Linked DNA regions of Homo sapiens: region 1 is linked to region 2. The links are chromatin contacts, found by Hi-C or POLR2A ChIA-PET in ENCODE. All regions are on one chromosome and are shown on one strand. Each heading gives the region's core, a stretch centred on a gene start or an enhancer-like site at or near the end of the contact. The rest is flanking DNA. Distances are from core to core; before and after follow the strand shown. Region 1 has its middle 91 kb from the start of LINC02250. Region 2 holds the start of UBE3A (ubiquitin protein ligase E3A).

What was found. Hi-C counts contacts between places; a loop is a spot of excess contacts on that map. ChIA-PET counts read pairs that join two places held with the same protein, here RNA polymerase II (POLR2A). Pooled maps may share reads with other maps.
Region 1: a map of gastrocnemius medialis shows a loop between it and region 2 (4-fold over the local background). The contact joins the enhancer-like site here to the promoter of UBE3A in region 2. A Hi-C loop is called at or near these places in 5 of 168 maps with a recorded cell type or tissue (ascending aorta, chondrocyte, gastrocnemius medialis and 2 more) and 10 of 50 pooled maps. POLR2A ChIA-PET finds 5 or more read pairs at or near these places in 1 of 52 experiments (WTC11).

What each region holds. Positions count from the first base shown.
Region 1 is chr15:25,666,075-25,673,387 of GRCh38, reverse strand. It overlaps a transcript of ATP10A not described here. Among named protein-coding and RNA genes, the nearest start is that of LINC02250, 91 kb to the right of the region's middle. RefSeq lists an enhancer at 1-681. Within about 2 kb of position 3,272, at least 11 of the 41 ENCODE cell types and tissues checked have a DNase peak (open chromatin) inside an H3K27ac peak, as active enhancers do; they include ascending aorta, gastrocnemius medialis and prostate gland, where a contact is called at or near this core.
Region 2 is chr15:25,436,626-25,443,118 of GRCh38, reverse strand. UBE3A (ubiquitin protein ligase E3A) reads left to right here and starts at 4,095. Exons shown (of 13, transcript NM_130839.5): 1 at 4,095-4,630. RefSeq lists enhancers at 3,088-4,033, 4,034-4,979 and silencers at 3,831-4,170, 4,531-4,950.

The DNA.
Region 1 (7,313 bases), core at 2,023-4,522, 230 kb before region 2:
GCTGCACGGGAGCAGCAGTTGTATAAGACCGACACCCAGGAAGCCCCACCTCTCCTCGACGCTTGTTTGAAATTTCTGCCAAGGAGTGTCCATGACAGTGGGTAGCAGGGGCCTCCTCCGCCCCTGCCCAGCGCATAGGGGGAGTCCAGCAGGTTTTGCCTGAGCTACCTCGCTCAACCGGAGTGGGCTGCTCCTGTAAAACCCACCCTCCACGTTGGAATGAGATTCCAGTTCATCCTGACGGCTGACCACTGGAGTGGCAGCCCACCCTGCAGCCCTCAGAGCCCCTGAGGGGCCCTGGGTATGGTTTTGCATGCTGCTCACTGGCCCTGCTCATTGGCCCTTGCCCCTGTGACCCTCCTTCTCCTCGTCCCACCCCAGGATGTTACGCTTGGGATGTGGCCGTGCACACATCCGTACAAGTGTCTCAGGAGCAGTGACCACAGGTTAGTCCTTAAACTAGTAACCCTCCGCACACCTCGTCTTGCCCTAGGACCCCTTCTCCCTCCCAGGCACCATGATTTCCCTTACCCTCGGTCTACCCTCGAAAACAACCACCAAACATATCCTACAAGAGTTTTTTCCATTGTTTTGGTAATCATTCATATAAAATCTCATAACAAGGATAGTCAAGGCATACTCAACATCACTAATCAATAGAGAAAGACAAAACCACAGTGAGATAGCACCTCACCCCCATTAAGAAGGCTTTCTGGATCATTTAAACAATGAAGAAATGACAAGAGCTGGTGAAGATGTGGAAGCTCCAGAGCCCTGTGCACTGCTGGAAGGAATGCAAAATGGCACAGCTGCTGTGGGAAACAATGTGGCAATTCCTCCCAAAATTAAAGGCAGAATGACCATCTGATCCAGCAGTTACAGTTCCAGGTACCTACCCAAGCAATTCAAAGCAGGGACTCACACAGATATTTACACTGCCATATTCATAGCAGCATTCTGCACAATAGCCAACAGATAAACATAGCCCATGTCGGCCGACAGATGAATGAATAAACAAAAATATGGACTCTACATAGAAGGGGATATTATTCCGTCTTAAAAGGAGGGAATGTCTAACACATGTACAACACAGATGAACCTAGAGGACAGGAAACTGAGTGAAGGAGGGCAGTCACGAAAGGACGGGCCGGGCACGGTGGCTCACGCCTGTAATCCCAGCACTTTGGGAGGCTGAGGCTGGTGGATCACCTGAGGTCAGGAGTTCGAGACCAGCCTGGCCAACATGACGAAACCCCGTCTCTACTAAAAATACAAAAATTAGCTGGCGTGGTGGTGGACGCCTATAATCCCAGCTACTTGGGAGGCTGAGGCAGGAGAATCACTTGAACTCAGGAGGTGGAGGCTGCAGTGAGCCGAGATCGTGCCGTTGCACTCCAGCCTGGGCAACAAGAGTGAAACCCCTTCTCAAACAAACGAAAAAAATAGGACAGATGATGTGACTCCACCTACATGTGGTGCCTAGAGTAGTCAAACTTGTGCAGACAGGAAGTAGAATGGGGGTGGCCAGGAGCTGGAAGGGGAAAGGGGAGTTCGTATTTAATGGGCACAGAGTTTCCATTTAGGTTGATGAAAAAGCTCTGCGATGGATGGTGGTGCTGGTTGCACAACAGCATGAAGGTACTTCAGGCCCCGGAACCAACTATATGCTTTAAAGCGGTTAAAATGATACATTTGATGTATGTGCAAGTTACCACAACAATTTTTTAATTAAAAAAAAAAGAGGCAAGAGCACCTTAGGGAATACAATTTTAGATCAAAATATTTTCAAAGCACTCGATTCCGAGACAGAGCTCAGAGAGGCTTCCAGAGCCTCCAGCCTGAGCCTGCTTGGTGGCAGGGCTTGCCTCATCACCCTTCACTTTCAGAGCCTCTGAAAGTTCATCTCCTTGTAAAATCAACATGACAGCAAATGTGTCTGCTCTGACTGGGAAACCCTGAGTAACTTGTTGGAACCCAGGTGGCCATAAATCTCTGTCCTGAGTTATGGCCGGAGATGCAGGAAACACGTGGATGTGGAGGTCCAGTGCAAGTCATTCTGCTATTTTTAGCTCCCACTTTCTCTCAGAGAAAACTGGGGGCTGACAGCCAGGGGCTCGGAAGCCATCAGAAGAGCCACGCTGGGCAGGACAGCTCCCCTGGGGCACCCGGCCGGCCTCTGCAGACATAAACTGGGACACCTTCCCCAACCCTAAGCCAGACACTTCTGCTGTACACACACTGTATTTCCTTTGCAGGAACTACTGCCTCATGATAGCATCTTGTATACTTTATACTCGCTTCTTATTTCTCTGCCCCTTATCCCCTCCCTTCCCACTAAGATGGGGAGTTTCCATCTCAAAAATCCCATACAAGAAATGAGAGAGGAGAGAGAGGGAGAAATTATCTGATAGACGAGACAGTATTTTTCACGGTTAATTGAGGATGATTTTCATAACTGGCAAATGTCATTTTGATCTTCGCTATTAGAACATCTGCACCATCTCACAACAGGAAGCACAGCTATATTCCTTGGGATTTACCTATTCTTAGAACTAAGAGCACACATTCCACCAGCTGTCTCGTGTTGAAAATGTTAGCTTTCCAAATCCACGCAATTGGATTGAGCGTTTATAAATAGATTCAATAAAAGGAGGTTCCATTAGGTCTATACACTAAAACTGGAATTTTTTAAAGATCCTCCAAGGCCCCTTTTATTTGGTCTGTTCTTGAATCATGCCCTGAGAGCAAACCATGCAGTTTTATTGCTGAAGATAATATACATTGTTTTTTGAAAAAAGAAAGGTAATACGATATTCCTCTGTGTGAAGAAGGAGCTCAATTCTCGGCTACACCTAAGCATGCAGCCGCATAGTGATCCCTTGAAAGGAAGTGTACGTGACACATTCAGAGACTGGGAGCCCTCCTGCTGGAAGAGGCTGTGTACACAAAGCCTGGTCTCTGCAGGGGCTTGGGGAGAGGTCTTCACAGCCCCCGAACCCAGGAAATGCCCCCCCGCCCCGGCATTCCTCAATGCACATTCCAGATTTATCAGAAGGCACTGGAGTTAAAGGAAAAGCAAGCCTGCGGTGTATTCCAGTGACATATAAGAATAAGCCAATGCTTCTGGTGTGCCGCAATTTCATCAGTGCTCTCCTAACGCTGCTCTGAACCCTACAGGAAAAATCGTGCCTCCCTGAGCTGTAGAGTGTGAGGCTCTAGGCTATTTTCAGCCTGGATTTCTCACGCGGGCTGGCCACGTGGGGCTGCGGCTGCTGCTGTCTGCAGCCTCCCTGCTGGGGATCCTGCACAAGGAACCAGGATCACATGTCCCCTCCCTCTGGTGGTTCCCTCGTTCCCTCCCCCAGCCCTGACAGGGATTCCCAAATCCAGCCAGGGGTGGGAATCAAATGCAGAGACCCCAGCCCAGGGCTAAGAGTGGTCTCTTTAAATGAGGATGTTGTCTCCAAGACAACTGTCCCATGTTTTCCTAAATGCACATATATATGTAGTTACATATAATCACCTTTTTTAAAAAGCTGTTTCCATGTGCTCTTATTAAGCATAGCACAGTGTAAAGCACAGTCTAGCAAAGTGATGGTGAGTGAGTGCCCACAGGCTGAAGGTGCATGTAAGTAACCTCTGAGAGGGCTTTACCAAATGCCACCCTCAAACACACACACACACACACACACACACACACACACACACACACCATGGCTATACGTGTGCTCGGTATGCGGCTTTAACAAAAGTGTTTAAGATGGAGATGATATGAACTTGGTTCTCTCGAAGCAGAAGCACCAAGGTTTCTCTGTGTGGCAGCTTGGTTCTTACACAGTTAGGTGGAGGGAGGAGCAGCTGGATGCTAACCGTATTCTTGGATCTAAATAAATGTATTTTATACACGGTTTCATCTCTGCCTGCATCCCTATGCTTTGGAGTCAGCTGACTGCGGTGTGGGGAGGCTGGGATAGGAATTCAGGTCCTTCCCTTAGGGCCATTAGATCGGCCACCTAATGTGATGTGACACCCACACATTTCAAAACCAAATGAACCAGCACCCTCCAAGCGCCTGCCTGACGTGTCTCTCATGATGAGGCAGACATCCATCAAAGTGATTTATGCAGATGGACCGCCTCAGCCCTCACAAAAGCCTGTAAAATTTATTCTAATTTCACCCAATGTGCAGATGGGAAACATCAAGTCCCAGAAAGGGTAATTAACGTGCTCAGGTCACATGGCAGTAGCGGTGCAGCTGGGACTAGAGCCCAGGCAGGCTGGTGCATGAGTCTTCCTGACTACATTCTAGGATCTTGGTGGAGGAAAGGTTCTGCAAACAGGAATTTCCACATGTAAGTCAAAAATATGAATTCCATTTGTGCATAGACATACCGATTGTCTTTCTCAAATCCTGGCCTTTGGAGATAAATTAAAATAAACACTTTAAAGGTAATTCCTGTGGGCCCCATGTTATTTCTAAATCAGGGTTCATGTGGCACCTACTGTTTAATTCAATTCACTCATCCATTCATTCACGCATTCAACAAATGTGCACTGAGAAGCACGCCTGTGCCAGGCCTGGGTGCCCCTGCAGCACCCTCAGTGCGCTCACGGCTTCACACTTGGGCCCTGTCCTGGGTACGTTTGGTGCGTTACTGGAGACACGAGCTTTGTGTCAGGTGTGTCAACAAGCGCTGCGAAGGGGCCACATGGGGCAGAGGCTGGCATTGGTGGGGGAGGAAGGGAGGGCAGGCTGGGGTGGGGGGAGCTAAACCAGAGTGGGTGAGAATGTGATCTTGGCATCAGGAGAAGGCACTGGGCTTGGACCCAAAGCAAAGTAACAAGAAGGGGCTTAGCATAGTGGAGTTGTGTGGGAGGGAAGGAAGAAAGGAGGGATGAGGGAGGGAGGGAGGGAGGGAGGGACGGGTTTGCCCCAGGGCTCCAGACATACACAGAGATAAACACAGTGGTATGCACCATGAGGACAAAACTGGGACCAGCAAATGTGGTGGATTTTCTCTAGAATCATCTGCCCTTCCTGCCCGTCTGCTCTCACCCACTGGGTAGCAGGAACAATTTAATGTTTATCCCGTCCCCTCCAAGCAACTCTTCGGGCTGCTCCTCAGTAGGGCTGCTTCTCCTTGCTCTCATCCCCAAGTCTCCTCACCCTGCCCAGCCTTTAAGACGAACCTTGGCTCTGTGAGGGGAAGGTTTTGCAAGGATTGGGGCGGTGGGGGCTCCTGGACCCACTGGAAGGTGTGCTAGGACTGTCATCCACGTGTACAGGCTGCGAGGCTCCTGCTACCTTGACTGCCGACATCAGGGCTGTCAACATGTGGGCTCTCAGGGCCCGCACAGGATCCGGCAGCCTTCCCCCAGGGCCAGCATACTGCACAGGGAGTGTGGCCTCGGGGGCACGTGGGGGATGCCGTCAGGCCTGTGCTCATGGAGAAGGGGTGACGGGTACTGCACTGCTGGAGCTTTCCCTGTCTTCATGCCGTGGATCCCCAAGGTCGTCTGCAGAAGACCATGGACTCCTCACACTCATGCTTCTAAGTGCATGAAATTAACTATATCAGGTGACAGAGAAAACCAATGACACTGAAACAGCAAAATAAGTTTTAAAAAACCAACTTGCTATATGACAACATATGTGCATCATTAATGCATTAAATAATCTGGAAGCTGGTTTCATAGCTGCTGCAATTTTGGAATAGTGAGCACACATGTGTGTCAGGATAATTGCAACAAGCATAATGTGAATGGAAATAGCTGATTGCTGTTGGGGACAGAGTCCCCAGGACAGAGGGTTGCCAGATACAATACAGGACACCAGTTAAATTTAAATTTCAGGTAAACAATGAATAACTTTTGTAGTGTAAGTATGTGTCAAATATTGCGTGAGATATACTAAAAAATTTTGTTTATCTGAAATTTATTTAGGCATCCTGTATTTTTTATTTGCTGAATCTGTCAAACATTGCCTCCCAGTACTGTAACAGTCGTTTATTATGCACATTTATAACTGAAAGAAATGCTAACTTTTGGTTAGAGATTAGTGGCAATAAATATTTTTTTCCCACCCAGGTGTATGGACCTCCCTTGGTCAGGAAGCCCTGGACCAGCACCATCCCTCAGCAGACATTTGGGTGCAGGGCGTCAGCCCACGGCAGGCACCTGTTTTCTGTTCTCACCATCATGCTTCATGGGCTCTAGACCCTGTTTACCTGCTGGCCTGGCCTCACTTGGGGTCTTGCTAGTGTCCTGGACCCTGAGTGTCTGCGGGATGATCCAGAGACTGTTGGGCTGACTCCTCATTGGGGCCTCAAGCCCATGGTCAGTCCCTGTAAGACATCATCTCTGCCATCTCTGAGTGTGTCTCATCTGGACCACCCAACACTCTACCGGATGGAGATTCTTCTCTTATTGGGATCCTTTTCTGGATTATAAGTCCCATGAAGACTGGAGTTAGATCCACCATTGTATTCCCAGCTACTAAAACAGTGCCCTACGCACAGTAGGTGCTTAATATTTTCTGAACGAACAAATACATAAAATAACAAAGAATTACAGACTTCTTATTATGTTGCTGATTATGATTATGTTTGTCATTTGTGTGTAAAATGTGCCCAGAGAGGTAAAATGGAGCCATTTGATACAGCCTTAAAAACCACAGGGATAGGCCGGGTACAGTGGTTCACGCCTGTAATCCTAGCACTTTGAGAGACCAAGGCGGGCGGATCACGAGGTCAGGAGTTCGAGACCAGCCTGGCCAACATGGTGAAACCCCGTCTCTACTAAAAATACAAAAATTAGCCGGGCATGGTGGCATGTGCCTGTAATCCCAGCTACTCGGGAGGCTGAGGCAGGAGAATTGCTTGAACCTGGGAGGCAGAGGTTGCAGTGAGCTGAGATTGTGCCATTGCACTCCAGCTCTGGGTGACAGAGAAAGACTCTGTCTCAGAGCGGGGGAAGAAAACTATAGTGATAAATTTTAATTTCATGAACTGGGAACTTCAGAGCCATGATGAGCTTCTTGGGAGAGAGGGATATATTTGTAGTGTCAATCGAGAAGGAGTATTTTGGGCATCACTCCTGGCTTTCATGAACTGGGAACTTCAGAGCCATGATGAGCTTCTTGGGAGAGAGGGATATATTTGTAGTGTCAATCGAGAAGGAGTATTTTGGGCATCACTCCTGGCAGAGCAAGTGGGAACGAGGAAGACAGCATGGTGACTTCTCTCAAGACTACTGTGCACTAGGAAATCTGTTCCAAGCTCCCTTCCATATGGAAGTGATGTCATAGAGTCCTA
Region 2 (6,493 bases), core at 2,846-5,345:
TAAGAGTCAGCTAGGAAGCAGTTTGTACAACAGATATCCAACAGGTATCTCAAATTTAACATTACCAAAACTAAATTCCTGCTTGTTCTCCCAAAACCTGCTCCTTTGCACTGTTATCACATCTCAGTCCATGGTGGAAGACAGAACAAACTCAGGGGTTTGATGTTAATCATGTTGAGCTTGAGGTGCCTGTAGAACACCCAGTACAGGTTTCCAATAAGGGGTTGAAGATACTGTGTCTGATGCTTCTGACTGAGATCTGTGTTCAAGATTCAGACTTGATTCCTGACTGAAATAAGTGATAGAAGAGTATACGTAAATGGTACTGTCAAAGATTATAACATGGTAGGCAGAGAACCAAGAATGGGGAGGGAGGATTCTGCACAGGAGACCTGAGAAAGAGTGGCCTAAGACAAGGCAGAAGAGCAGAGAATGTAAGGTGACAGAACCAAGGGAGCAGTTTCCAGGAGGCAGTGGTCAGCAGTGTGGAAGGCTGCAGAGAGATCAGATGTTATGAAAACTGAGAAGCAACCTTTCAATTTGGCCATTATGCCACAGTGAAATTGATACAAGCAATGTATACAGTAAAATGGAGGGAGCTGCTAAATTTCTGTAGTTGAAGAGGAATTTGGAAGGTAATAGCAATCTAAGTATAGACAGCTTTTCTAAATAGAAGGGACAAAGTAGAGGGAGAATTTATGAACAGGAGTGGGAATATTTAAGGGAGTAAGAGTCTTGAGTCAATCTCTCTTCCCTCAAGAAATAAAAATTACCTGTAGAAAGGACAGAAGGATGGCTTCTACCTTAAGACTCGAGGTCAGAAAGAATGCAAATTTAGACAGGTCTGCAGGCATAAGGGTGGGGGTATGTAGGAGTTCATGCCTGATGTGTGCAGTACTAAACAATGATACATATACTACTACTACTACCACTACTAAGCACTAACATTTACTGAGCACTTATCATATGCCAGTGTTCTTCATGGAGCTAAGTTTGCTTAACAGTATTTCTTAAATAATGGGAGCTATTCATATATTGAAAGCTTAGTGTTTTTCAGAAGTTGAGTGTGTAACATTTGGATGTGGCCTAAAAATAGCAACCGTGACTTCTATCCCACCATATCTGAATTTTGTCTCTTCCATGCTCGACTTATTTCTGATCCTGGGGCATGCTGAGTAGTAAAAAAAGTTGTTCTTGCATTTTGATTCATCTGTTATGACTGGCATCAATAAGAAATCTTCAGCAATAAAACAGCTCTGTCAAAAAACAACTTCACCAGCAATTTAGGGCAAAATGTTTCCTTTAAAAAAAAGTTTGTTGGCTGGGCATGGTGGATCATGCCTGTAATCCCAGCACTTTGGGAGGCCGAGGCGGGCGGATCACGAGGTCAGGAGATCGAGCCCATCCTGGCTAACACGGTGAAACCCCGTCTCTACTAAAAATACAAAAAATTAGCCAGGCGTGGTGGCGGGTGCCTGTAGTCCCAGCTACTTGGGAGGCTGAGGCAGGAGAATGGCATGAACCTGGGAGGTGGAGCTTGCAATGAGCCAAGATTGCGCCACTGCACTCCAGCATGGGCGACGGAGCAAGACTCTGTCTCAAAAAAATAATAATAATAATAAAATAAAAAGTTTGTTAGTATTAGCAGATACATATTACTAGGTACCCCCCATGCTCAATGAAGTGTTGGGTTACTCTGAAAAAGTGTCCAATCTTACAGGTGTGACTTCCTCTGGAACTGCAAGTTCTTGAGGGCAGGGATAGAGATTGTTCATCTTTTATTGTTTCCCAAGGTCTGGCACATAAATAGTAGTTCAAGTAGTCCAACATATGACACATAAATAGTTCTGGGTAAACATTAGCTCAAAGTTTGCTCAAGGCATTGATGCAGATGCTTATAAAATTAAATTGCTCTTTTTACTGTATACCTGAAATGAGAAAATTATTAGAAACTACTGGGTCTCATTTGGACTAGAAAAGTCTGAAGAAATCACTGTTCACTTAGTAGATACAAAGTTGTTTTTCTGGGAAAAACACACCTAAAAAAAAAAAAACACATGGGTCTGATATGGGAGAATTTTTTTATTTTTCATATAAACAGGTGTATAGGGAAGTGGAACACTGCTAGTATCTTAAGGATTCCTGAAAGTATTTATGTTGGTAAGTTTGATGAGCAAACATTTCTAAATTTGAAAATGGATAAAACAAAAAGCACAGTGAAATCTTGAAAGAATTCTAATACTAATGTCACACATAAGAATACAGATTTAAAATTAATGAACTAAAACGGATATACGTAATTTCTCCAGGAGGAATTAAGATCCTCCTTGATCTCAGTAAAGCAATGAATAGTCATTCTGACATCTAGCTAAAAGCAGACTTATTTCCCTTCGGTCTTTAATCTTTTTGGAACTCAGGGATTTCCGCCACACTTTGATACACCAGGCCATTATAAAATTACACTTAATTTATTGTCAATTTCTACTTAAAAGGAAGAATACCTATAAGTATCTCCATATGCTAGATATAGTAGAAATGGTATGCTTTAATTAGTCCAACAATAAAGTCCTTAAAGATTTACATTCTTTGTTGCCTATTTTGAAAACTTGCGAAGATAAATTTTTTTAAAGATTATAATTCTTACTAGTCCTTTCCATGAAATATAACAGCAAATAGTTTCCAAATGTGGATGTGTAATGAGAGGAAATGAAAAGTGAGTAAAGAGCTGAGTTAAAACATCTTAAAATCGAATATGGCTTAATACTATCATTATCATCAGTTGTCCTGGAATAACTTAAATTCTTCTAGCTTATTGTTGGTTTTTCAATGGTTGGTTATAGTTGTGAGGCGGATACACACACACACCCACACACTTGGCTATACAAAAAAGATGTTCCGAGACTGACAGTTAAAAATTACACTGCTGGCCGAGCACTGTGGCTCATGCCTGTAGTCCCAAAACTTTGGGAGGCCGAGGTGGGAGGATCACTTGAGGCCAGGAGCTCGAGACCAGCCTGGGCCTAACATAGCAAGACACCATTTCTAAGTTTAAAAATAAAAATAAATTTAAAAAAGATACACTGCTATGTACGACTGTTGATATAAAAAATCTGAATACTAGACATGGGTACTCATCTAGTACTTCAAGGGCTTATCAACAAAGTTGCAAGTTGTAACACTATGAATTGTTAGTGATACTCTTTTGGCTTTGCTAGCAAGTGTTGTAAAGCTATACACACACACACACACACACACACACATACACACACACACCTTTTAAAATGGTGACCCTGGTACCAAATATGACTTTAAATGGATTTAATTTTAATGGCTTTAACTACGTTCAGCTGTCATATGGATCAAAATTAGCCTCTATCCAGCTGGGGTCAACCAGGGAGCCACTTTTCTTAACCGACGACCTACTGAACGTCAACAACTGCAGGAGACGGGACTTTACCTTCGTCTCTGGTAAACTAGTTGACACATCCTGTGTTGGCAAGAGGCCTAAGTAGATGACCTTGGTCCTCTAAAATCTGGCCTGCACTCTCGGGGCACCCCTGCAACATCTACAAAGGCAGCTCCAGATAGAAAAGGGTTGGGGTCGAAAAGCCAATAACGGCAGGCACCTGCCCCGCCTCGGGGCTGGGGGGCTATTCCAGCGGCTTCAGCTAACTTTCAGAGCCATTCGTTTCCCAACAAAGTCTGAGGCGTTCCTCTGCTGGGTACACCAAGGGGCTCTGCAACCCTCCTGGGGGGGGGGGTGCCCAGAGGGCTTCCGGAAGTCCCAGGTTTATTCTTTCGGGTCACAGACAGCAGAAACTAAAAAGAGGGATTACCCTTTCTGTCCAGTCGCAAGATGGCGACCGAGCCTGGTGGGACTCCGAGGGGCCGCAGGCCACCTCCTCTTCCCAATGGCCCGTGCGCCGGCGGCGACGGCAAGCGGGAGGGAGGCGGGGCCGGCGAAGGAAGGAGGGGCGGAGCGCGGCGCCCTCCCGCGCGTCTTGGCCCCGCCCCACGTCCCCGCGTCCCGGCCTGGAGCCCTCGCCCGGCCGGGCGGCGCGCGCTGCCTGCCGGGATACTCGGCCCGCCCAGCCAGTCCTCCCGTCTTGCGCCGCGGCCGCGAGATCCGTGTGTCTCCCAAGATGGTGGCGCTGGGCTCGGGGTGACTACAGGAGACGACGGGGCCTTTTCCCTTCGCCAGGACCCGACACACCAGGCTTCGCTCGCTCGCGCACCCCTCCGCCGCGTAGCCATCCGCCAGCGCGGGCGCCCGCCATCCGCCGCCTACTTACGCTTCACCTCTGCCGACCCGGCGCGCTCGGCTGCGGGCGGCGGCGCCTCCTTCGGCTCCTCCTCGGAATAGCTCGCGGCCTGTAGCCCCTGGCAGGAGGGCCCCTCAGCCCCCCGGTGTGGACAGGCAGCGGCGGCTGGCGACGAACGCCGGGATTTCGGCGGCCCCGGCGCTCCCTTTCCCGGCCTCGTTTTCCGGATAAGGAAGCGCGGGTCCCGCATGAGCCCCGGCGGTGGCGGCAGCGAAAGAGAACGAGGCGGTGGCGGGCGGAGGCGGCGGGCGAGGGCGACTACGACCAGTGAGGCGGCCGCCGCAGCCCAGGCGCGGGGGCGACGACAGGTCAGTGTTGCCGCGGCCTGCGCCAGGCGGCGCTGGCTCCCCTCCGTCACTCGGCCGGCCTTCGGGGCCCGCTGTGGCGAGGTCGACACCCCCCTTCCCCGCCCCCCGCCGCCGAGGCGAGTGTTTGGGGGCGCGTGGTCCGAAGGGGCTGGTGCCAGAAGTAGGCCCCTGGTGGCCGCGGCTGCTGCAGCCGTAACTGTCAGTCCTGGCTGAGCGACGGCGGGAGGGTTTTGTCGCCCGAGGGGACGCGAGCGGGCCCGGGGCGGGGCGGGACGTGCGAGGCGTCGAGATTTGGGCCTCCTAGGAGCCAGGCTCTTCGAGCCAGCCGGGGCCCCAGACAGGGAAGGGCAGGCCCTTTCCTTCAAAGGGGAGCCCTTTCTCGGCGTTTTCAAGGTTTTTGGCTCTCTTGGGGAAGACATATTTAGCCGTGTGCTTGGTGGGTTGGGGTTTTGGGGGTGGATTGATGGGAAGGGAGGGCGGATGAAGTGGTATGTCAAGCCCAAGGGTTGTGCGCACAGGTTACTCTGTGTTACCGGCCACCAGGATTTCTGAAGTTGAACGTGAGTTATTGGCTTTGCCAGAGACTGCTGTGTTATATGCAGACCTGTATGCAAGCAGTTGGCCTTTTTTCCCCCCCCTTTTCAGTGTAGAAAATGAAAAGGATGCTTTCCTCATCTTGGTGGTAAAGGCTTTTGTTGGTAAAGGTAGAATTGAATGTACCAAATGCCTTAGTCCGTAAAATTTTAGAAATAATTTTAATACAGACACTGGTGAAGCTTGGCAACCTTGAAAGAGAATTTAGCGTCTACATTTTTTAAATGACTTTTTATGGATATGCTAAATTAGTAACAGTCCAAAATCTGTTTGAGATTATTAAGTGGCGAGGGTGCTGTTGAAAATGTAAACTAATAGCATATGGGGTTTACAGTGCACAGTTAACCTCAATCATGAAGAAATGTGGATATGACCCGTAATTTTGGATCATTTTACTGCCTGCAATATTGAGAGAAGCAGCAAATTATTACAGTTTTTTTTGGGAGACGACCTAAAGTTTAAGAAATACAACTGTTGAAAGTTACCTGTCAGAGACACAAAGGTACCCAATCAATCTTGTTGAATAAATTGGACAAGTGGGATAAGGTGTTTGTCTCACACTTCTGATCAATAAGTACTCTTACTTAAGAAGTGATTTGGTAAATCATGTAAAATTTAGAATTTAGGAGAGATAAGAAAGTTGTAACTTGGTGTGTATAGTGGAAATAGCTTTGAAATTAGATCCTGTTTTTAAATCCAAGCTACTTACCACATTTTTAGTGAAATGAATACATTATTAATGATGCTACTGATAAGCCCTAAGGATGACCAGAAGCCCTTTTAAGAAACACTAATACAGTTGACCAAAAAATAAAAAAGGAAATAGCTTCAAGAAATAATTTTCAATCTTTGTGTATTTATAATATACACAGGAGAAATAAAAGAACAGAATATGAAGAGGTAACTTATAATCTTTACAAAATTAGAATGTAAACTATGCTAGTCTTACTGTGTCAATATTTATTAACCTGCATTAGTTTGCTAAGTAGTATGCTCACTATCCTCTGGACATTGCCCCTGTCCCTGAGGAGCTTAACTTTATACAGAGATACAAAATACTGTGTTTTGATTTCCTTTCAGAGGATTTATAAGCTACTTATGTTTTATCTGTCCTAAATTCTGCCCTTTTTTTTCCCATGGCTGAAAAAATAACTTCCTAAGAAAGGTACATACTAGTCAGAGGTGTGGGGAAAACGTGTTCTCATCCCACTTGTGCAGTCCATTTAACAGGATTTATTGGGTACCTACAGTGTCTTTGACATGTAACAT